2 separate regions of the Homo sapiens genome follow, and region 1 is linked to region 2. Evidence: chromatin loops called from intact Hi-C (ENCODE). Cell type or tissue: heart right ventricle. All regions are shown on one strand. Links, peaks and the distances in the headings refer to the core of each region. The heading gives the core; the rest is flanking DNA. Region 1 overlaps SLFNL1-AS1 (SLFNL1 antisense RNA 1). Region 2 overlaps SCMH1 (Scm polycomb group protein homolog 1).

Region 1 (11,851 bases), core at 2,592-5,091, 86 kb before region 2:
ATGCAGGGCTTCCTGGGGGCCTGGCTGGGCCTCTCATCCCTGCCTTACTCTTGGCACAGAGGGGGTGTTCATGTTTGTCAATTGAACAAATGAGTTGGGCCAAGGAGAAAATCGGGGCCCCTGTGTCTTCTAGGGTCTCCCAGGCCCAGAGGCTGGAATGTAAAAGGACCTAAGGAGAGGAGGTCCCCTCGTGGCCTTTCTTCACACAAACGTCGGGCTTGAGCTTGAGGCAAACTGTTTTTCCCAGAGAAAGCTGGCAGTACCAGCCGCAAGCCATGGTCATTTGAGTGGCAGCCCCCAAGTTTGCAGATTTGTCCCTGCTTCCCCAGAGACACCCCTCCATCCCCACTCTGCAGGCCACTCCCACTCAGAGGCTCTCCCTTGGGGTGAGGCTTTGGAGCTTGCTTGGGAAAAGTCCCACTTACCTCTCTGTGGCTGAAGGGCCCTTGGGCCTCACTCAATAGCAGGTCCTTCCCACGGGCTGCCAGCTCCTTGAGGATTAGGTGCTCCTCCAGGGCCGTCTGCAGGCGCCAGGGGAGGGAGGCCAGGGTGTCCCTGTGGACAGTCACCTGCACCAGTGCATAGGCCTTCCGCGGCCGCCTCACCACTTCAATGTGCTCCCGCGCCACCGGCATCTCCAGCCGCTCCAGGGTGTCTCGCAGCAGGCAGGCAAGCACCGGCACTGAGAACTGGGGGTTCAGATGGCCCACATAGAGAGTGTGCGCCGAGGGAGCCTCCTCGAGGTCAGAGTACTCCGTCAGGGACTGCTCTGCGGGTAGCTCCGGCAGGGACTCCTCACCCCAGGACTCCATGAAGGGCTCTGACACCTGTGTTTGCACTGATCTCTTCATGGGGGTCATGGGAAGGCTCTCCCTGGGAAGGGGTTCCAGGATTCCTCACTGCTGGCTGCTTCTCCCAGGGTCTGTGTTCTCAGTGTGGCTTAAGGGCTCCCAGAGGACTCAGGGAGTGTCCCGGCTCCTGGGAGGTACACAGATTGGCAGAGACTGGGCAGGGCCAGAGAGAGGGAGGGCAGAGGGCAAGCAGGAAAGGGCCTGCCACCCACCTGAGGCCTAGGATGAGAAAGCAGAGTCACGTGGACTGAGCAAGACACAGGGCCTGTGGGAAGACGGGATCTGCCCAAAAAGTGGCAGAAGGGACCAGAACTCAGGTCTCTGAGAGCTCCACCATTTCAGTGGCCCCAGGGGTCCTGTCTTCCCTCCCCAACCCACAGGCTAGGGGCCTCCTAGGTACCCTCAGGGTTTCCTGCCTACCAGTTCACTCCTGCCTCCAGGCAACAGAGAAAACCTTTACACAGGGCCTCCTGGAGAGGAGGCCTTAACCCAGGACTCTGAGGACTGGCTGGTGGCCCCATTGCAGCTTCTCTGCCTGCTCTAAAACCCCATGTGAGGCCATCGGGGGCTCTGAAACTAGGCAGCGCTGGGGCAGAGGCTTTTAGAGCAGAGGATCTCACGCTTTTTGGCACACTGATGAAAGCTATGGCCTCTCAGAAAAATGGCCTTTGCATATAAACATAACTTAAGGTGGCTCCTAGACCCTAAGAACTAGTCTAGACTGAGTCCTCCATTTTTGGTCCAGAGAGCAGAGGTCAACAGGGCAGAACGAGGGTTAGAGTTGGGGCCCTAGTGCCCCCGCCCCAAGTCCAGGGAGCCTCTGTCCTGAGCTGTGCACATATGTGCACACACCAGCCCCTCTACTGCTCCCCACACACCCAGCCTGCATCTTCTCAAATGGAATCCTTGAGGCAGTTGGCCTGGGGGCATTCAGGTCAAACAGGAAGAGGAGGAGAGGAGAGGCCTATGACCTTCATGTCCTGGTGGCTCCCGCGGGAGCATGGGAGGTGCCTGCCCTGAGCTCCCATAGCCTCCCGACCCCTGGCCGGTAGCTCTCAGGGAACTTGGAGGCTTGGCACAGGGACGGCCAGAACCAGGGTTATAGGAAGTGGGCGGGGCCTGCACAGCTACCTCTGTGATCTCATGAGGTTCAACAATGCCTTCTTGGCCAGCCACAGGCAGGCTGGGTGCGGGAAATCAAACAGGAAAACTCAGCTCCCTGTGGGTCCCACCACACACTGGAAGCAGACCCAGCGGCCCACCCACCATGCAGCTTGGCTGTGGGACACACTTCCCCACTTAGTGATGTCTCTTCAGGCCCCAGTTCCCATGCAGGTCACCTCTTGCCACCTCTTTCAGCGCTGCTGCCTAAAGCCTCCACCTCCCTCTTTAGTCAGTCACCAATCCCAGGCTCTACTGAGTACTGACAGGGCCCAGCTGCTCCCAAGATGGAGCAGGAGGCACATGGTAGGCTCCAGGGCTCCCCCTGACGCCAGGCCCTTCTCTGTGCTGGAGACAGAGGCTGCTGTCCAGAAGAGCCCTGAAAAATAGGTCAGGCGTAGCTATCTATCTCTTTGGGAAGATGAGGTTGTTACCTGCTGTTGGAGAAACCAAGACGTGGGTGACACACAGTCTTTATCAGCACAGGACTGACCAGTGCTCATCATTCTGCAGAAGGCTGGCAGCGCTTGCCCACACTGCTTCTGGAAGCCCCAATTGGGGGCAGTAAGGATGGTGCCACAGTTAGATGCTTCAACTAAGAAAGCTGTTTGACAGCGTAGAGAAGCTGCCTTCCTTGAAAGCAGCCTTTCTGAAGATGTTACCAAATGTTTGTTTCCTAGGGGGTGAGGCAGTAGTTTGGGTAGAGCACTCAAGAAAAGAGGCTATGGTGTGCGGGGAAGAGAGGGGCGCAGGCCTCAACTGGTGGCAGTGCGAGGCTCTGGGGAGAGTGCATTCGGTGCCCTCTCCTTGCCCGCCCGGGCAGCAGCCAGGTTGGGCTCGGCTTTGTGTCCACAGCTCTTAGGGTTAGAGAATGACGGCTCCAAGCTCCCCCTGCCTCACCCCCTCTCCCTCAAGCCTTTCTTGCCTCTGTCATCCATGAGGTGCCCTCACAGCAACTGAGGCTATAGCTGTTTTGAGATGGCCAACTCAAGTCGTGTTGAACTGTGCAGAAATAGCTGTCCGGGAGAAGCACCTTGACAGACGAAACACCTGAACATGACCAGAGGCGTTCTCCCTACTTACCTAGAGGCCTTGCTATTGGGTGGCTGTTCTGCATGAAATTTCCCAAATTGACTTGAGTGCAGCAACTTTCCCCACTCTTCCTGGCAGTCTCTTTAAGCCACTGCATCACATATTTCTCTGGCGCCTTTAACAGCCTTCTGTGAGCTGAATCAGTTCTACTTCTTTTTGGAGATGGGGGTAAAAATTGTCTTTCATGGTAAGCACTAAACACATTTATGAACCATCTTTTAAATACATAAATATAAGATAACAAGGTTATTTACGGTGTCTCTGGCTCTCTAGTATTAGGTAATAGTATTAGAAAGTATAGGTGCTCTGCAGGCAGCTTGGAGTGGTGGGTTCCCAGTGGGGGGATAAGCAGCCCCGTTAACCCTCTTGCTGGATGTCTGTGACCTCACTGACAAACCTCATCTTGAACTGAAGGAAAAAACCCTAGAATTTAAGCCTCTTTATGAATGTGAGGTGGGGCCCAAAGATGAGGGGCAGAGAGCTGAGCCGCTGTGGATGGCCTCTTTTCATGTTATCTGGACAGTGTCCACTGGGTGGCCCACATGGCCACAATCCCTGAACCCACAGCAGGCATGCCATCCCCTCTTCCCCACAGCTCCCACTTCACAATCTGCTGTTTGCCCAGGAAGGCCAGTCAAGGGGCAGAGGGATAGGGAAGAGGAATGAGCCCAGCCAGGTGCAGGAGAGAACAAGGATGATCAAGAAGAGCGAACTCTGGGGAGCAGAGTTACAAACATAGCTTTCCAGGTCCTGGGACCCACATCACTCCAGCCTCCCTTGGTCTCAAGCCCTCCCCTAGCGTGCTGCCTCCAGCCTGTAGATCCCCACCTGGCTCTGACAGGGCCCAGCCCCAGTTACTGCAGAGTATCTCTGACTTGAGTGGCTCCAGCCTAGTGTCTGTGCCCTGGGTACTGTGGGCTGCCAGCCTCTGTGAGCACCTGCAGTGGCTTTGGCACTGTAGGCACAGAGCCGCAGTTCTGATGCTTGGCTGTGACTGCCTCTGGGCTGAAGGCTGGAAGCTGTGGCTCTGCCCTGACGGAATGTGGTGGCAAGACCATGTCCAGTGACTCAGGGTACTTAGGTAAAGAGGCTGCAAAAAGCTGAGGGCTGCTGAGGGGAGAAGTGTTGGGACCCTCTTCTCAAGGTTTCCCACACTTTTTGTTTTGGTGGTAAAGAAGGAGGGATGATTCACCTTCAGGCTCTTGCCAACGAGGGAGTGTGGCACCAGTGTGAGGGCCGGAACAGTGTCCATTTGGCCCACCATTGCTACACCTCAGGGATCAATCTTAAGGAGTCCCATAAGACCCCCACAAAGAGTGTCTGGACAATGCAGTCCACGGCCAGCAGGCAGGGTGGAGCCACGGCTGGGGAGGGCGGAGTGTTCCAGAAAAATGCCCCACACTCCCATGGATTCGGCCTTAGGTGGGGCCTAGATCTCTGTTACCTCCCAAAGTGTTTGGTGTTTCCCTCCTGAGCTCAGCACAAAGTCAGTGTCATCTCCCTGTCCCCCCATTGAGGGTGAGCACATGAAGCTGATGCCATGAGACCTCTGGCACCTGTGCCTTTCCACCTGGTGGGCTACTGGACTGCTGGGGTTCACGGAGTGGCCTCTCCAACACTGCAGCATGTGTGCACTGGGTCTGAGGCCCGTTCGAGTGCTTTTAATGATTCTGGGTCACTATTAGAAGGCTTTTGGCTTTTGAAACAATTTCCAAAGTTGAGGGGTTTTTTTCTTTCTTAAACAACATTTAATTTTGACCCCAGAGGTTATGGCAGCGTGAATCATCCTCTCCTTTCCTGCAGAACTTGACATTTGGTTACCTTTCTAGTTCTTTTTGTCTGGAAACCAGATAAAAGTATGTTAGCTGTTTCAGTGCAACATTACTTATGGTAAGCATGATTCCTAATTGTAAATTATCAGCACTTGGAGTTTTCTGTGTGAACTATAAACACTTGTTAAAAAGCCATAAGGTTGGGCGTCCTATGTGGAATGACTCAATTGGGTATGTGGCTTATGGGGTCCCTGAAAGCTATGCCTATTGAGTTGTTCAAAGAGATATGAGCTCCTTTGGGGAATGATGCCTCTAAGCCACAGTGAACCAACCCCCTTCTCCCTGATGTGTCTCATTCCCTTGTACCTGAGCTGTCACCTGGGCAACCAAGGAGAATAACTCCTGATGACCAGAGGCTCTGTGAGGACTGCCCTCCTCCCCTGAAGAGGGCTGCTTCCCGCTGCCCTGCAGCCAGGCCATTTCTGTTTGACAGTCTTCAAAGTTAATGACATGCCCAGTGTAGCCTGCAGGGGTCTGGAGTCTGAATGGTAGCTGGATCTGAGACAAAGGCCCACGGGAGAGAGTTGCAGGCAGCAGGACATGTACCCCTTAACAGCTATGGAATTAACCTCTCTAAGCACCTGTAAGATAGGGAAACAGTAGTTATACTATAGGACTGTTGTGAGGTTTCAGTGGGATAGTGTAGAAAAACAACTCAGCACAATGAGTTCTCACAACAATGCTCAGTAGGAAGTTACATACTCTTGGCGAAGAGGGTAAGGTGGGGTGGGTGCCCAGCTTTGCAGCATGTCTGGCCTGCCTACATATGCCAGTGTCACCTTTAGTCCCTGTGTCTTGAGGGTCACATCTAGAAGTTTGTTGTTAGGGTTCAGCAAGGTGCTCATTGGGAATACCCTGAATGAACAGCACAGTCTACAAGATCCCAGTGTTGGCCGGGTGCGGTGGCTCAGGCCTGTAATCCCAGCACTTTGCGAGGCCAAGGCAGGCGGATCACTTGAGGTCAGGAGTTCGAGACCAGCCTGGCCAAGATGGTGAAACTCTACTAAAACTACAAAAAATTAGCCAGGCATGGTGGCGTGTGCCTGTAGTCGCAGCTACTTGGGAGGCTGAGGCATGAGAATCACTTGAACTCGGGAGGCGGAGGTTGCAGGGAGCCGAGATCGTGCCACTGCACTCCAGCCTGGGCGACAGAGACACTGTCAAAAAAAAAAAAAAAACCCCAGTGTCAAGGAGTTGGTAGAAAATGAGGGCCTCAACTTGTTTGGCAGCCTTGACCCTGACTGTTTCACAGTGACCATGGTTAGAACCTCACAGTGGCCAAGTAGAAAATATATTCTAAGTAAGTTATGATATTGGAACTTGTCACTGGTGAAAGCTTGAAGGGCCTTCACAAGTCTCCTCATGCAAATACCCCATAGCCAGATGGGCCCAAAGAAAGGAAATGACCCACCCAAAGCTTCCTGGCACATAGGTGGGCTGGCTAGAACCTCAGCCTTGCAGTCAAATGTCTGCTTTGGCACTTCCTGCCTGTGTGACCTGAGCTTAAGTTTCCTTATCCATAAAATGGGTTTGTTGTGAAGAGTAAGTGAGATAGTTCTAATTCATGTAAGCAGCTCATGTGGCACACAGTGATATAAGTGTTGGTGGTGGTTATTATCAGGTTATACTGCACTGACCTGCTGCTCCCCTATGCCTTCTCTTCCTCCTGCAAACCCTATACTCCAATTATAAACACGACGTGTGGCCCTGGAGTTGTGTGCCTGGCCCCTGGTCAGCACAAGGGGTACAGTGCAGGCCTGACCTGGCTGTGCTGGCCTGCATCTTTCCCCACCCTATATGGGTGAGGATATGCCCAGCCACTGAGGCTCCTAGGAGTTGCTGATGTAAGATTGCTCCCTCCTGCTCTGGCTTTGCATAGCTGCTGTGCTTACTACTGTCTAGCTGCACCAGAGCAAAGCCCTTTGAGGGTGGAGACTGGATTCACATACTGACTTTCCAAGGGGCCTGTGTGATGCTGGGGCTCTGGTGGACATTCGGAAGACCACCTGTTCTTTAGGGACTGCTGGAATTAGAAGGACGCTTAGGAATCATTTTTTCCAAGCTCTCCATTTTATTTATTTGAGACAGGGTCTCAAATTGTCACCTAGGCTGGAGTACAGTGGTGCGAACACGGCTCACTGCAGCCTCGATCTCCTAGGCTCAAGCCATCCCCTCACCTCAGCTCCCCAAGCAGCTGGGACTACAGGTGTGCGCCACCACAGCAGGCTAATTTTTGTATTTTTTTTTTGTAGAGCTGGGGTTTCACCATGTTGCCCAGGCTGGTCTCAAACTCCTGAGCTCAAGAGATCCTCCCACCTTGGCGTCCCAAAGTGCTGGGATTACAGGCATGAGCCAGCGTGCTCGGCCTCGTTTTATGTATGAGAAAACTAAGACCAAGAGAAGGGGAATGACTGGTCCAATGAATGCGTAGTGATTTGGCTGTTAACTGATTAAAAAGACACTGGTATCTATATTGGTTTTTATTTATAAACAGATTGACATAAAATAAGTCCAGATGGCAGCGTGAGTAGCTGTGCTGCTGACTTGCTTACAAGGAAGCCTGTGGACAGGCGAGTGGGTGGAACCGACTCCAGCCTGGAAAACCTGCCCTCCCATCCCCCTTAGCGCCTTCTTGGCCTTCCGGCCTGATTTTCTTCGACAGCAGTTCTGGCCAGGGCAAGGAGCTGTGGTGGGGGCAGTATAAGCCAGGGACTCCCTTCCCACAGATGAGGCCTAGGGCTGCAAAAGGGCCCCGTGAAGAGAGGAGAAGGTGACAGGGATCCTTCTCCTCCCCATATGGAGTGATGTGGTCAAGGCTTTATGGGTCTCTCCACCTCAAAGAGAAAGTGCCCTAGGGTAGTGTCCTCTGAAGAGGGGCCACGCCTATCTGCAGAGGGCCTCTCTGGGACCAAAGCAGGGCAGTCTCCCTCCTCCTGAAACCCAGTGTCTAGTGTGGGAGGAGTATTAACTACAGGGTTTGCCCAAGTGCCAGAAACAATAAATTAACAATAAGATCTTTTTGTAAAAAAGGTAGAGGTTTGCACCACGAGTTTGGATTCAGGGGAATCTGGTGAGAAGGTACGAGCTGTGGGGCGATGGGGTGCCACAGCAAGACCAGGACAGAGTTGGCCTTTTCCTCCATCACGTGGAAGGCATTCAGCCTAAACTCCTGGTGAGAGGCCAGCCAGGGTTGAGAAATAAATAGAGGGACCTTAGAGCCCCGGCAGAGCTGAGGGAAGAGCAGCACCAGCCCTGGACCCCCACTCTCCCTCCTCAGTCCTTCATGGAAGGACTTATCATGGCAGCTGTGGCTAGGAGTGGTGGCTCCACACAGCCTCTTGGAGTCCTGAGGTGGCCCGGAACCCCACTGAGGTGCCTGGGGTGGGCTGATGCCCCTCATTCCTAGAAGAATGCCCCCACCTGCTGCCACTTGGTTGTCTAGGCTGCCTCTCCTGGTTCAGAACTTGCCCTGCTTCAGCCGGTCAATGTGGTAGGAGAGCTTGAGTGCAGGCCCCAGCTTCAGGCCCATGTACTTCATCATCATGTCACTGCGCAGCAGCAGCAGGGCCTTGCCATCGATCTCCTGGGGGGTGGGGAGGTGGGCAGAAGTGGAAGGGAGGCACCATCAGAGTCCTGGTTGGTCTGACCACCCCAGGTTCTGATTATAGGCCATCCTGGGAAGTGCCCGCCACATGGAGTCCAGTTCACCTGCTGTGATGCTGAAGCCTACCTGTTCTCCTCAGCCTTTGTCTCTAAGCATCCCTCCTCCCCAAACATCTCGTATTGTCCCCACCAGGTGAGGCTCTCCACACAGGTTCCTACTGAGAGGTCAGGCAGCAGCACCTACGTGTTTGCGAAACAGGTCAGCGTGGGGTCCAAGCTGAGGATCAGCTTCCCGGACAAACTGCATCACATCCTCGACTGTCCATGAGGAGGGGTCCCGGCCACTCAGTCGAGAGGCATCGCGGCTCTCCAGGTATCGGTCCGACCCTGCAGGACAGGAGGGCACCTACCATAAAGGGCGGGGACTGGTTTGTAAATCCCCACCACTCTCCTTGGCACATCTCAGTGGCCTTCTAGGTGATGCTCACAGTAGTGCCAGACGATGAGCTGAGGAACTGGAGATAGCTGGGGGAGGGAAGCATTTCTTCACAAAGGGAAAGCCAAATCTTTGTTTTTTAAGGGTAGATCTGATTTTTGGAAATGGCCAGAAGAAATTTTGCATTGAGGCTATGATTCAGCCCAAACCTGAGACAGTGGTACCAACATGGTAAGGGGACTATTTGGGTGTCTGGGGGGCCTGGTGAGTGGGGCTGTTTTTGCCTTGGCTCTGGGGGACCATTTCTAGAGAGACTGGTAGCCTGGTAAGATTAGAGACAAATCCTTGGCACGTGGGCAAAAAATACCCTGGATTCTTTTCCAAGGCCTGGAGAATAGGTGACCTCATTACAGCCTGATACACTAAGGCAGAAGCTGGTTTTTTGGTTTCTTTGAGATGGAGTCTCGCTCTGTCACCCAGGGGCTGGAGTGCAGTGGCGCCATCTCAGCTCACTGCAACTTCTGCCTCCCAGGTTCAAGCAATTGTCCTGCCTCAGCCTCCTGAGTAGTTGGGATTACAGGCATGCAGTAATTTTTGTATTATTAGTAGAGACGGGGTTTCACCATGTTGGCCTGGCTGGTCTTGAATTCCTGACCTCAAGTGATCTGCCTGCCGTGGCCTCCCAAAGTGCTGGGATTACAGGCGTGAACCACCGCGCCCAGCCACAAAAGTTTTTGCTTTGGCTGCCAGGAATCTCAATGTTAATTTAGTGTTTTGCTTGGAGCTTTCATCTCAATTTTGACTCAGATATAACGCCTCCTGTTTCCCCTGTGGGATTTGGGATCTCTGTATTTTGACTATCATCTGTCAGAGATCTTTTACATGTTTTATTCTCTCTGCTTGGAATCTGTCCCCTTCTCTCCCTTCAATTTTTAATTTTCTTTGGGCAAACTTCAACTTAACTAAGCAGGTCTCGGCTTCAAGGATCAGTTCCTTTATGAAACTTTTCTGGTCAAATACTGAAATAAATGGTCTCACAAAGTATTTAGTATATTCTTGGTTACAGATCATTCTGTACCATTTTCCCCCATCACACCATGCTAGTAATCTCTATTCTCCATGAAGCAGTAAAGGAACCTTTAAAAAGCAATAATTAGGATGGGCATCATGGCTCATGCCTATAATCCCAGCACTTTGGGATGCTGACATGGGAGGATTGCTTGAGCCCAGGAGTTCAAGACCAGCTTGGGCAACAAAGCAAGAACCCCATCTCTACAAAAAATTTTTAAAAATTAGCTGGTATGGTGGCACATGCTTGCAGTCCTAGCTACTCAGAAGGCTGAGGCAGGAGATCATTTGATCCCAGGAGTTCCAGGCTGCAGTGAGCTGTGAGCGCCATTGCAGTCCAGCCTGGGTGACAGAGCGAGACCCTGTCTCAAAAAAAACAAAAACAAAAACAAAAAGAGCAGTAATTGAACCATGTCAACCCCTTCTAAAAACTCAATGCAGTGGCCTCCCTTTGCATATGAAATGAAATCTGAACTCCTTCCTGTGCTTGCCAGCATCTATGAGGTACTCCATCAGCTCAGCCTTCCTACCTTCGGCCTCATTTCACTCTGCAGCCCCTGCCCGCAACTTACCCCTTACTCGCCGTGCTTCAAACACACTAGCCTTCTTTCTGCTTCTTGAATAAGTCAAGCATTTATCCTCTGACATGCAATTTCCTGGGTCTGGAATGTTCTTTTCCCAAATCTTTTCATGCCTGACTCCTTCTCAACATTTGGTTCTTACCTCAAATATTGATTCCACAGAGAGGCCTTCCCTGATCTCCTAGTAAAAATGCTCAATTCCCCGCACAGTTCTCTACAATCCAATTACCCTAGTTTCCCCCTACCCCCACACAGTACATATCGTTACCTAAAATAATTTCATGGACTCATTTATTTTATGTTTCTTATCTGTCTCCTCCCTATACAATATAAGCTCTCTCTTGTTCCTTGCTATGTTGCTGACACATAAAAGAGTGCCTGGTCTGCCACAGTAGATGTTCGAACACATCTGTTAGATAAATAATGATCACAGATAATAGTTACTTGTATATTTTTCTTTCTCTCCAACCAGACTATGTCTCTATTGAGGCAGGGTCCTTGCCTTGCTCACGTCTGTATCTACAGCATCCAGAGGTGCCTTGTTGCAAACTATCAAGTGGCAGAGCTAACACACACCTGTACACTGAGTGCAGTGGCTCACGCTGTAATCCCAGCACTTTGGGTGGCCAAGGCAGGAGGATCGCTTGAGGCCGGGAGTTTGAGACCAGCCTGGGCAACATTGCGAGACCCTGTCTCTACAAAACAAGTAAAAAAATCAGCTGGGTGTGGTGGTATGCACCAATAGTCCCAGCTACTCAGGAAGCTGAGGTGTGAGGATGGCTTTAGTCCAGGAATTCAAGGTTAACAGTGAGCTATGATCATACCACTGCACTCCAGCCTGGGTGACAGAGTAAGATCCTGTCTCAAAAACAAACAATAAACAAACAACCACCCCCCTCCCCCACCGCCACCACACACACACACCTGTTAAAGTAAAAGGGCCTAATATTTAACTCTCTCCGGCAAAGGCTAAGAATCTCCTCCCATTTGCCTTCATTCTGGGTCCCGGGCCTAAAAAGTCAAAGTACACTTTGTCTGGCCTGGCCTAGTCCAGCCCCTTTTGGAGCAGAGATTCTAGCATATTGTCTTTTCAAGCTTATAGTTGGGCACTGGGGAGAGGTATGCTAGAGCCAGCAGGGGCTGCTTAGAGTCACAGAAATCCCAGTGGCTTTTTGGAGGTGTTAACAGATGGAAAGTTGGAGGGGGCTCTGTGAGCCAGTCACTTCT
Region 2 (11,851 bases), core at 4,435-6,934:
TTATACATGTCGAAAACTGCTACCATTCTCAGGCATCTGGAGTTTGTGAGGGCAAGAGAGAGAGCGAATGGGCAGAGTCAAGGGGCAGCTTAAGGATTCTGGAAGAGAGATATGGAATGGGAGTTTTTTTTTCTGGTCCCTTGGGCAGACCTAATTACAATCAGTGGGAGAACCCAGATTCTCTGCTTCATAATCTACTCCACCCATCTCACTTCCCCATTTTCCTATTTCTATTTGTGTACCACAAGCATATAACCAAGAAAAAATCAGTTATGAGAGTACTGGTTCACTGCAGAAGCCTCATCTCATATTTATTTTTCCTGACCAAAATAGAGCACTTTCCTGGCTCTGCGTGCAGTTCCCTTTTCTTGGGAGGCCTGGGGATCTTGATTCAGATGCAACTAACGCACAGTGGGCATCTACTACGTGCTACATGGTGCTATGCATTTGCCACCAATTTTCTCATTTCAATCATTCAATCAACTGGGGAGGCAGACACTTGTCTATAACCTCCAGTGAACCTAGCACTGCTAACATGAGCCTGTAACTGTGGATAGATAGGTGAATAAAGGACGGATTTACCAGATGTGATGAGATCACAAGGCCAAAGCTGAAATAAGGACAGAGACTATATGCATACGTGTGTTTATGGAAGGAGGAAATGGTATATAAATAGGGGCAAGGTCTGGACACAATATATCTGAGAGGGTTAAAGGGAAAATAGTACCTGAGTGGCTATTCTCATTAAAGGCACCAAAAAGTTAGCTTTGATTTGCAATCTTTCAACACAAATAAATGATAAATGTTTGTGGTGACAGATATCCCAATGACCCTGATTTGATCATTAAGCATTGTATGTATGTATCAAAATATCACAGGTACCCCATCAAAATGTACAATTATTACATATCAATAAACAAAAAAGAATTTGCTTCACTTATTAACCAACATGCTCATATCTTTTCTGACAGTGAACTACTGAACTAGTGGCTAGTGAACACACCTTCTCAGGAGACAAGAGGGGTATATTAGCTGCCAAACCTGTAGAGACCACACCCTCCTGGTTGTTGTGGCTTATTAGGAAAAAAAGCTGGGTGGAAGGGCAGGGGGTGGTCCAGGTGTAGAGGTGTACATGTGTTTAGTAACTGAGAGGTGAGTGAATATGGGCTCTGGAAACAAATCTTAGTGCCCTGTGCCACTCTTACTTTTGGCCATTAGGTTTCCAAAATTAAAAAACCGTAACATTAAACAGCCTTTTTTTTTTTTTGAGATGGAGTTTCACTCTTGTTGCCCAGGCTGGAGTGCAGTGGCACAATCTCGGCTCACTGTAACCTCTGCCTCCTGGGTTCAAGTGATTCTCCTGCTTCAATATCCGAAGTAGCTGGGATTACAGATGCCCACCATCATGCTCAGCTAATTTTTTTTTTTTTTGTATTTTTGTAGAGACAGGGTTTCACCATGTTGGCCAAGCTGGTCTTGAACTCTGGTCCTCAGGTGATCCACCTGTCTCAGCCTCCCAAAATGCTGGGATTACAGGCATGAGCCACTGTGCCTGGCCTTAAATAGCTTTTAATAATCTGTCAAATTTGTCATAGATGCGAGTAGTATTCTTATTTTTTGTAATTAAGTGAATATCTGAATAACGGCTTTAGATGAGGATCAACAGAAATGGAATCAGAAAATATAGTATAACCTATTTCAGTTAACAGATATTACTGAATAAATGGCATGTTCCAAGTGGTGGGGACATAAAGAGGCAGTTAATAAATTCATTCCATTTAACATGGACTCCAGGTAGAAAACAATCCCAACTTCCTAGACATGACAGAAAGAAGAATTTTAGCTCCTCATAAATACTTACACTGAAAACTTGGCATTATTTTACATGGTACAGGGCTTGTTTGTTAAATAAATAAAATAGTCACAATAGGTGATACACATTAAGAACTTGCATTTTGTCTTCTTTATTCAAAGAATATGCCCCCCACCCCATCTTATCCTCACCACCATGTCACTGCTTCAATTTTCTCTCTCACCTGGAATATTATAACAGCTTGTTAACTGGCATCCCTGACTCCAGCATCTGAATCCGTCCTTTCATTGTTGCCAAAATGGTCCTTCTAAAACACAAATCTGAGCTGTAACTCTACTACTTAAAAGCCCATTTGATAGTTTTTTTTTTTTTTTGAGACAGAGTCTTGCTCTGTCACTCAGGCTGGAGTGCAGTGGCACGATCTTGGCTCACTGCAACCTCTACCTCCTGGGTTCAAGCGATTCTCCTGCCTCAGCCTCCCTAGTAGCTGTGATTACAGGTGCACGCCACCATGCCCAGCTAATTTTTGTATTTTTAGTAGAGACAGGGTTTCACCAACTTGGCCAGGCTGGTCTCGAACTCCTGACCTCAGGTGATCTGCCCGCCTCGGCCTCCCAAAGTGCTGGGATTACAAGTGTGAGCCACCACGCCCAGCCAATAGTTCTTGATTTAGTTTGGATATTTTGTCCCTGCCCAAATCTCACGTCAAACTGTAAGCCCCAGCGTTGGAGGTGGGGCCTGGTGGGAGGTGTTTGGGTCATGGGGGTGGATTCCTCAGGGTGTGGTTCTGTCCTTGAGATAGTGAGTGAGTTCTGGTTGTTGTAAAAGTGTGACACCCCCCTCCCCACACTGCCATCTGCCTGCTCCAGCTTTGCCTTCTACCATGAGTAAAAGCTCCCTGAGGCCTCCCCAGAAGCCAAGCTATGCAGCACCGTGTTTATACAGCCTGCAGAACTCTAAGCCAATTAAACCTTTTTTCTTTATAAATTACCCAGTCTTAGGTATTTCTTTATGGCAATGCAAGAACAGCCTAATACAGTTCTCGATGCTCATAAGGTAAAAATCCAGATCCTTAAGATGGTCTATGAGGGAAGCATTCTGCGCCTTCCTCTGCTGTGCCTTATCTCTTTCTGCTCCTCTACTTACACCCTACAATCTAGCCATTTTCTTTTTTCCTTTTTCTTTTTTTGAGATGGAGTCTCACTCTGTCACCCAGGCTGGAGTGCAGTGGCGCAATCTCAGCTCACTGCAACCTCTGCCTCCCAGGTTCAAGCGATTCTCCTGCCTCAGCCTCCCGAGTAGCAGGGACTGCAGACGTCAGCCACCACACCTGGCTAATTTTTGTATTTTTAGTAGAGACGGGGTTTCACCATATTGGTCAGGCTGGTCGCTAACTCTTCACCTTGTGATCCACCCGCCTCTGCCTCCCAAAGTGCTGGGATTATAGGCGTGAGCCACCACGCCCGGCCTTAACTATTTTTTAATTCCTTGACCATACTTTTTTTTTTTTTTAACTTCTGGCCCTACACTAATCTGTTTCCACTGCTAGAGAGAATTTTTTCTCTACCTTCCCATTCTTAAGGTTTCAGCTTAGACATCACTTCATTTGGAAGCCTTCGTTTGGAAGTCTTGTCCTTTATTCATCCATTTACCCAATAGCTATAGAGCAGCCCATGTTAGACATGCTAGGCTCAAGGGAGGTTATAGAGATCTCCAACCTCCAGTCCCCTCAATCTAGGTTGGGGTCCCTCTGTACTTTATTCCTCCAAAGTCGTACTTTATTGGTCTATATGTTCACAAAACTGTAAACACTAACGGCAGAATCTCCATCAACTGAGCCAATGACTAGTACTTAATCATGACTTGATAGTTAGAATTTGAATAAATGGATGGATGAGGAAGATCAGTCTATCAGGTGACCTCATGTTGAGACCTACAAGTTAGCCTTAAGTTGTATTATTCTTGCCTCTATCCTAGTTTTTCTCTCTGTAGTCTAGGATTACATTTTTTTTTCTTTCTTGAGACAGAGTCTTGCTCTGTCACCAGGCTGGAGTGCAGTGGCATGATCTTGGCTCACTGCAACCTCTGCCTCCTGGGTTCAAGCGATTCTCCTGCCTCAGCCTCCCGAGTAGCTGGGACTACAGGTGGGCACCACCACACCCAGCTAATTTTTGTATTTTCAGTAGAGACGGGGTTTCACCATGTTGGCCAGGATGGTCTCGATCTCTTGACCTTGTGATCTGCCTGCCTCGGCCTCCCAAAGTGCTGGGATTACAGGCGTGAGCCACTGCGCCTAGCCTAGGATTACAATTTAATTAACTCTTTCTGCCCTAGAATCCCAAAGTGATTGTGGCATAATTTCGTATGTGGTTTTAAAACAAAAAGAGAACATTCTTTAAGTATGGAAAGCACTTTCCAAATAAAAAAAGGAAAAGATATTCTGAAAGTTTTGTTTCTAAGCATCAAATTATTACCCTCCAGACCAGTGTAAGAATCCTGTACGTGAGCCACGATGTTGAGTCCGATTTTGAAATTTTTGCTTTGTACAAAGAAACCTGTCGCAGGTAGAAAGGGTAGACTGAGAGGGTAAAGGAGGCCTGGTTGACCATGTACTCTAACAGGTATGCTAAAGTGCAGCACCTCTACTAGATTCCCATATTTGGATTAGCATGTAGACAGCAGACAGATCCAGTTTAACAACATATGAAGTCACAAGAGACGAATGTACTAATCCAGAATAGCAATATATTAATTTATAATAAAAATATAAAGTAGCTTGGGTCTCATGTTGTCTCGCTGCTATCAATCCACATAGGGAGCTAAGGTATAATCTGAAACTGGCTTTCCCAGCCTGAAATCAGAGCAAGGGGAAGTCAAGTGGATTATCATGATGGCTAAAGGTATGATTAGCATCATAGTCATGCCATATGTACTGAATTCTTCATTTTGCTTTTTACATTTAAAAACTAAAGCATGTATCTGTTTCAGTTTTATTTTAAGTCACAAAAAATAAGCTAAAAGTAAAAAGCTTCTGCCTTTTATAACCAAGTACTCTGGATTAGTTGGACGCTTGGTAGTTACTACCCATCAGAGTTGGCTTGGCCACAGGAGTTTAGCAACTAAAAGGGATACTACTTGGCTTAGAAAAGGAGAAAAAGAGAGGCAGCAGACAGCTGGCACACAGGAATTACTTCAAAAAGGCAGAGATAGGTGATAGGTGAGCTGATGAACCTAAAATCATGTAGGAGACAGAGGCACAGGAGTCACCTGCTACCTATTCCCAAGATCATTAAACTAGATAGTATTACAGAGGTAAAAGTGCCCACTAGGGATCATGTAGTTCAGCCTCTCACATGTAAGAATGACTTGCTCAATGACGTAACCAAGTTTGTGGCCTGGCTGGGACTAGAACCCAGTTCAGTGCTCTGATACTACACCATACTTTTTCTTTCCTATTTTTTATCAGGATTTGGAAGCCAAAATCCAGGGTCTCAAATGAAGCTTTGAAGAAGGGCCAAAGGAGAATGGGAAGAGTATCAGGGAGACAAGTGTGAAAACAATATGCCTCAGTGATATATTGGTCCTGACAGGTGGCTCTACTAAAAGATCTCCATGGTTTCACTCTCTAGACTCAGATATCAACAGAGCCAAGTCATTTAATTATCTGAGCTTCAGTTTTCTCATAAATAAAATGTATCTGAAAATAATTATACCTTGTTCAGAGTTACCAGAAGATAAAATGAAAATCTGTGTGTAAAGGAACATTAAATAAATATTGGTTTTTCCTATTTGCCATGAGCAGGAAACATTATCTTACTCTGAATTTTTAACATTTGCATACTAATGACCAGAAGGTAGGAAAGAAGGAGGAAATAGTATGATTAGAAAGAGAACAGGCTTACACACAGAGAACAACTTGTTTTGTGAAATGAATTGAGTAACCACATTTTTTCCACATTGCATCACTTGCTCCTTAGCCAGGACATGGAGACTGCTGGCCAAACTTCTGCTGTTATAGAAAGCGCTTTTGTAGGACTTACTGAGGGTGTAAAGTGTGGGAGGAGACAGTTGTTAGAGGGAACAACCTAACTGCTGGAATGATGACTGAAGCACCTGGTCTGGAAATGTCACCTGGAAGGTCTCTCTCTACCTTCTGAGCCTGGTCCTCTGACCATCTTCTGTTGAAAATCTAAGGACTCCAGAGACACAGAAGAGAGGAAAACAGTCAGCAAACTTCTCTGGAAGCATCAGCCACAGAGTGAGTCATATTTCTTATCAGCAAGGTTTGCAGCCAAAAAGGAATGCATATCCAGCAACCTGGACACAAAGACCGTCAGCTCTGTTGGCTCTGGAGAACTGCCTAACTGCTCTAGATTTATCAGTCAAAAGAACAGTGAATTCCCTAGGCATGAAAATGAGAAAATCAACCTATTAACTGAATAAAGCCCAGAGCACCAAGGCTTATCCTGTTTTAGCCTCAAGTAACAAAAATGACTCTGCTATCAGTTCCAAGGTACCTCGCTTCTTGCTGCTTCCACAGAGCTATTACCTCACAGTGCTTCCTCACAATGCATTTACCATACTGACCCCAGGGTACTTGTTTCTTGCATCACAGAGAGGAGTGGCACTTTCCTGAGCCAAGAAGTGTGTTTCCCTTTCATTCTGCCCGAGGATCTCTCCACCTCAGTGCAACTATCCTAATCCAAGCAACCTCATTTCTTCCTTGTCCACAATTACCACTGTACAACTCATTCTCCACAGACCAGCTCAAGTAATTTTTTTTAGATAATAGCTTTATTGACATAAGTTACATACCACAAATTCACCCTACATTTGTGTTTTCTAAGATATTCAGAGTTGTGCAAACATCATCCCTAATTTTAAAACATTTTCATTATCCTCAAAAGAAACCCCAATAGCAGTCATTTCCCATTTTCCCTCCCCTAGTCACTGGCAACCACGAATCTACTTCTGTCTATGTGTATTTGCCAATTCTGGACATTTCATATAAATGTAATCATCAATGATTATCTTTTGTGACTGGCTTTTCATTTAGCATAATGTTATTAAGATGCATCTATACTGTAGCATGTATTAGTACTTTATTCCTTTTTTATTGCCAATTAGTATTTTGTCCTCTAGCTATACCACATTTTATTTATCCATTTATCAGATGATGAACATTTGGGTTGTTTTATCTTTTTGGCTACTATAAATAATGCTGCCATGAATGTTCATTATGTGTTTTTGTGTGAACATATGTTTCTATTCTTTTGGGTATATATCTATGAGTGGACTTACTGGGTCACATGGTAACTCTTTAACATTTTGAGTAACATCCAAACTGTTTTCTAAAGTGGTTGCAGCATTTTCCAATCTCACCAGCAATGATCGAGAATTCCAGTTTTTCCACATTCTCAGCAACATTTGTTATTATCTGTCTTTTGCTTATAGCTGTATCCATGGGTGTGAAGTTGTATTTCACTGTGGCTTTGATTTGCATTTCCCTAATGATGAATGATATTGAGCATCTTAAGTGCTTATTGGCTATCTGTGTATGTTATCTGGAGAAATATCTATCCAAATCCTTTCCTTATTTTTAAATTGGGTTGTCTTTTTTATTATTGAGTTATAGGTGTTCTTTTATATTCTGGATACAAGTCCAAGTGATTTTTTTAAAGTAAATCAAATCTTGTCACTTCCCTGGCTTAGTACCTTCTAATGGTTCCCTAATATGTTTAGAATAAAATCCAATATTCCCACTCTGGTTTACAAGGTCCTACATGATTTGGCACCTGTCCACTTCTCCAACATCATCTTGCACTGCTTGTTTTTGTTTGAGACAGAGTCTCGCTCTGTCGCCCAGGCTGCAGTGTATTGGTGCGATCTTGGCTCACTGCAACCTCTGCCTCTCAGGTTCAAGCAATTCTCCTCCCTCAGCCTCCTGAGTAGCTGAGATTACAGGCGTGTTACCACCACGCCTTGCTAATTTTTGTATTTTTAGTAGAGATGGGGCTTCACCATGTTGGCCAGGGTGGTCTCAAACTCCTGAGCTCAGGTGATCTGCCTGCCTTGGCCTCCCAAAGTGCTGGGATTACAGATGTGAGCCACTGCACCCAGCCCCTTGTACCACTTTCTTGCTCAGGCAATGCATTCTAGTCACAGCAGTCTGCTTTCTGCCCTTGGAACACAGCAAACTCACTCATGTCTCAGCATCATTATATTAGTTGTTCCTTCTGCCTGCCTGGAAGTCTCTTTCCTTGGATGACTCCTTCTCATCATTCAGGTCTCAATTCAAGTATCAACTTTTCAGACAAATTTCTTGAAAAGAAATTCTTCCTAAACAAGTTTCCCCTCTACAAAGAACTTTTGTGAATGATAAATATGTTCATTATTTTCATTGTGGTAATGGTTTCATGGATGTATATAGATGTCAAAACTTTTCAAATTGTACACTTTAAATACATGCCATTTATCTTATGTCAATTATATTTCAATAGGGCTATTAAACAAAAAAAACCCTTTACAATTATACCTTCACTGTCACTATCCCATCATACTTTATTTCCTTAGGAGAAATTATTTTATTTCTGTCTATAAAAATTATCTATATGAAATTATCTTATTTCTTGATTTAAATGTTTACCATCTGTTTCACCCAACTAGAATGGAGGTGTCATGAGCACAGCAATGTTGTTCATTTTTGTCACTTGTGTACTCTCAGCTTGGCTTACAATTAGGTGCTCAATAAATATTTGGCTAATTGAATGAATGAATTCAACAGAGGTTTAGAAAAAGATCCTCAGACAATAAGAAGGGTGACTTTTCATTCCCTCAGATTCACCAGTACTTTTTAGACTTAAGAGGATGAGATTATTATTATTATCTTTACTAAAAGCAGCTACCTCAAAATCTATTCTGGACCTTCTCCACTGTCATCATCTGTATCATTTTATTGTTCATTTAGTCTGTGACACTATTCTAGTACTTTATATATACTCTCTCATAGGTAGTGGTTAGTTTTATAATAATGATAATATAGCATATTGTAATAATCATATAGTATAATATGATATAGTTATAATATAGAATATAACTATAATAGCAGCAGTAATACAATAAAAATTTGTTTAGTACTTGCTAGTCATCAACTTTTCATGTAAGCATTTTACCCATGTAATCTCATTTATTCCTCACAATAACTTCATAAAGTAGGTTTTCTACTTCATGATGTGGAATTTGTAGTTTAAGGAGGTAAATTAACTGCCCAAAGCTACACAGCTGATAAAAGGCAAAGATGGACCTCAAACCCATGTCTATCTTACTTCAAAGCTTGTTCTTTTTCCATCCTGCTACAGTGCTTCTCAACTATTTTTACAATACAGTGTTACTCCAGCTTTTATCCAAAGCCCCTAAGGTCAGAGGAAGGTGTGTGCCTTGGGAATACTAGTACTCAAACTTTGTAATGGGTTAGGGACAAAAGTAAGAGAGATGAAAAGCTGGTTGCCTGAGAATAAACCAGGATATGTAGAGCAAAGAATTATTACTTTATCCCAAATGCCATATGCGGTTTCATTTGACACTTAATACTTAACTGTTTCTAATTGCTCCCTGGTAGACCTGGGTTTTTACCTAAGCTGCTGGCCCTTGCTCCTCCCCTGCATACTAGTGAAGTATACTGGTGAAGATATGATCATGACAGCCCTGGGTAGTCTCCCTTATCATCTGGGTCCTGATTTCAAGAGCACGTAGATGGGCCTTTACCTTTGGTGCCAGGAGGCTGCAGGTTGTCTCCAGTCAAGGAACACCAGCCCACAGGGAAGATGTCTCGGGAGTCGAAGCGGCACCAGTAGTCAAAGGCCCCTCGCCACCCATCAAAAGTGACAAGCACCTCTGAGCCCCGAACCTCCCCAATAGTGGCTGGGCAAATGAAATGAGGGTTCTTCCTGTCCACAGCTTCTAGCTTCATTCCCATTTTGAAGAAGTTGTGGGAAGGCGATGGTGGCTCCTAGATGAGAAACAGAAACATACACACCTAGACACAAAGAGAGGCCATTATGCCAATAGACTACTATCTAATTTGGATGATTAAAAAGTGACTGCTACATGAGACTTATAATGGATATATAGCCTTTCTTTTAAATTAATTTTAAATTCAATATTTCAATATTTAAAGTATTACTTTATTAATCCTAACATTTTGACAACTTTGCTTCAGATTTTTTAAAAAGGAAATAAAAGGTTGCAGATAAAGTTGAATCTCCCTTTCTGCCCTTCCCATATTCCATTCCCCCTCTACCTACCACGGAGGTAACAGCTACCCATGCATGTTTTATATTTTACTATATACATACATACCCATTTGCCTGCTTTTAAATTTTATATAAATGGTATTATACTGTATATATCATTGTACAATTTGCTTTTTGTTTAGCAGTATGTTTTTGAAATCTGCCCATGTTGATAAATTTAGCTCTGATTCATTTTAACTTGTAATAGTATTTCATTGTATATATATATCGAAATTTATTCATTCTCCTTTGGACACTTAAAGATCTTTCCAATTGTTTACTATTTTAAAAGAGTTTTAACCACCATCCTTGCACTTCTTTGTATATGTGTAGGAAGGTTTCTTTAGGTTATACATCTAGGTGTAGAATTCCTGAATTCCTGGGTTATAGGGTAGATATATACATCTTCTGCTTTATCAAATATTTTTAACTTGTACTCCAAAGTGGTTGTAACATTGTATACTTTCACCGGAAGTGTAGAGAGTTCCTGGGTGCTAATTTGTAATGCAGTTACATAGATCAAGTTTCAAAAAATGTGTTGTACATTCTATTCTGTTCCCTTAATCTTACTATCTGATCCTGTACCAATAACATAGTCTTATTAAATGGATATCTGATAGGAAAAGTCCCCCTACTTTGTCATTCTTCAATATTGTTTTTGCTATTCATTCTCTGTCTTTCATATAAATTTCAATCAGTTTTTTCGAGTTCCATATATAAACCCTATTAGGATTTTGACTGGAATTACAACGAATTTATAGATAAATTTGGGTGGAAATAACCTTTATTATATACTATCAAGCCTTCCCATCCATAAACATGATAGTCTTTTCCACTTGTTAAGATTTCCTTTCTCTCTCTCTCTCTCTCTCTCTTTCTTTTTTGGAGAAAGGGTCTGGTTCTGTCACCCAGGCTGGAGTGCAGTGGTGTAATCCTGGCTCACTGCAACCTCTGCCTCCCAGGGTCAAGTGATCCTCCTACCTCAGCCTCCCAAGTAGCTGGGATTACAGGCACACACCACCACACTCTGCTAATTTTTGTTATTTTTTGTAGAGATGGGGTTTTACCATGTTGCCCAAGCTGGTCTCGAACTCCTGACCTCAAGTGATCCGTATGCCTTGGCCTCCCAAAAAGTGCTGGGATTACAGGCATGAGCCACCGTGCCTGGCCAAGATTTCTTTAATGCAGATTTCTTCAACATACATTTAAAAATTTCCTCTATAAATATCTCATGCTTTTTTACTAACTTTTTTTCTAGGCAAATTACAATTCCATTGCTATCATAAGTGGCATTTAAAAAATTTATTTTCAAATCATTTAAATTTAACTGTTGTTAAATGCAAATAAAGTGATTTTTAAAAATTGACCAACTTATTCGATACTGATTATTAGCTTATGCTGATTGACATACCAATTCTTGTGTGCTTGATTTATCAATTGTTAAGAGATAAGTCTTCAAATATTCCCTAGTGATTTGTGGATTTTCCAATTTTACCATGTAATTTTGTCAAATTTTGCTCTATTATACTTTGAGATTACATTTTCTAGGAGCATGTACATTTATGACTGTTTTATCTTCCTGGTGAACTGTACTTTATGATAATTAGATAGTGACCTCTTTAATGCATTTTATTTATTTATTTCTAGAATCAGGGTCTTGCTCTGTCACCCAGGCTGGTGTGCAATGGTGCAAACACAGCTCCCTGCAGCCTCAATCTCCTGGGCTTAAGCGATTCTTCCACCTCGG

What was found. A loop is a pair of places that touch in the nucleus more often than their neighbours do. Peaks named below come from ENCODE experiments on the same cell type or tissue, not always from the same donor. Only the 100,000 strongest peaks of a DNase experiment are listed, where the experiment ranks them.
Region 1: a loop joins it to region 2, with 2.0 times the contacts of the local background. A loop is called at or near these places in 11 of 110 quality-filtered maps.

Annotation. Positions count from the first base shown.
Region 1 is chr1:41,019,801-41,031,651 of GRCh38, forward strand. It overlaps SLFNL1-AS1 (SLFNL1 antisense RNA 1), which reads left to right. Exons shown (of 4, transcript NR_037868.1): 2 at 8,733-8,912. It overlaps SLFNL1 (schlafen like 1), which reads right to left and starts at 1,925. Exons shown (of 6, transcript NM_144990.4): 1 at 1,823-1,925; 2 at 1,064-1,070; 3 at 426-978. The coding sequence starts at 860. SCMH1 (Scm polycomb group protein homolog 1) reads right to left here. Exons shown (of 16, transcript NM_001394311.1): 15 at 8,784-8,926; 16 at 7,402-8,519. The coding sequence ends at 8,394. RefSeq lists an enhancer at 7,065-7,983. In heart right ventricle, for the core only: a CTCF peak has its summit at 3,634 (motif pointing right); no DNase peak of the experiment used is centred there; H3K27ac peaks cover 276 bases.
Region 2 is chr1:41,103,706-41,115,556 of GRCh38, forward strand. SCMH1 (Scm polycomb group protein homolog 1) reads right to left here. Exons shown (of 16, transcript NM_001394311.1): 8 at 9,578-9,821. Among named protein-coding and RNA genes, the nearest start is that of SLFNL1, 88 kb to the left of the region's middle. In heart right ventricle, for the core only: no CTCF peak of the experiment used is centred there; DNase peaks (open chromatin) are centred at 5,836 and 6,404; H3K27ac peaks cover 2,428 bases.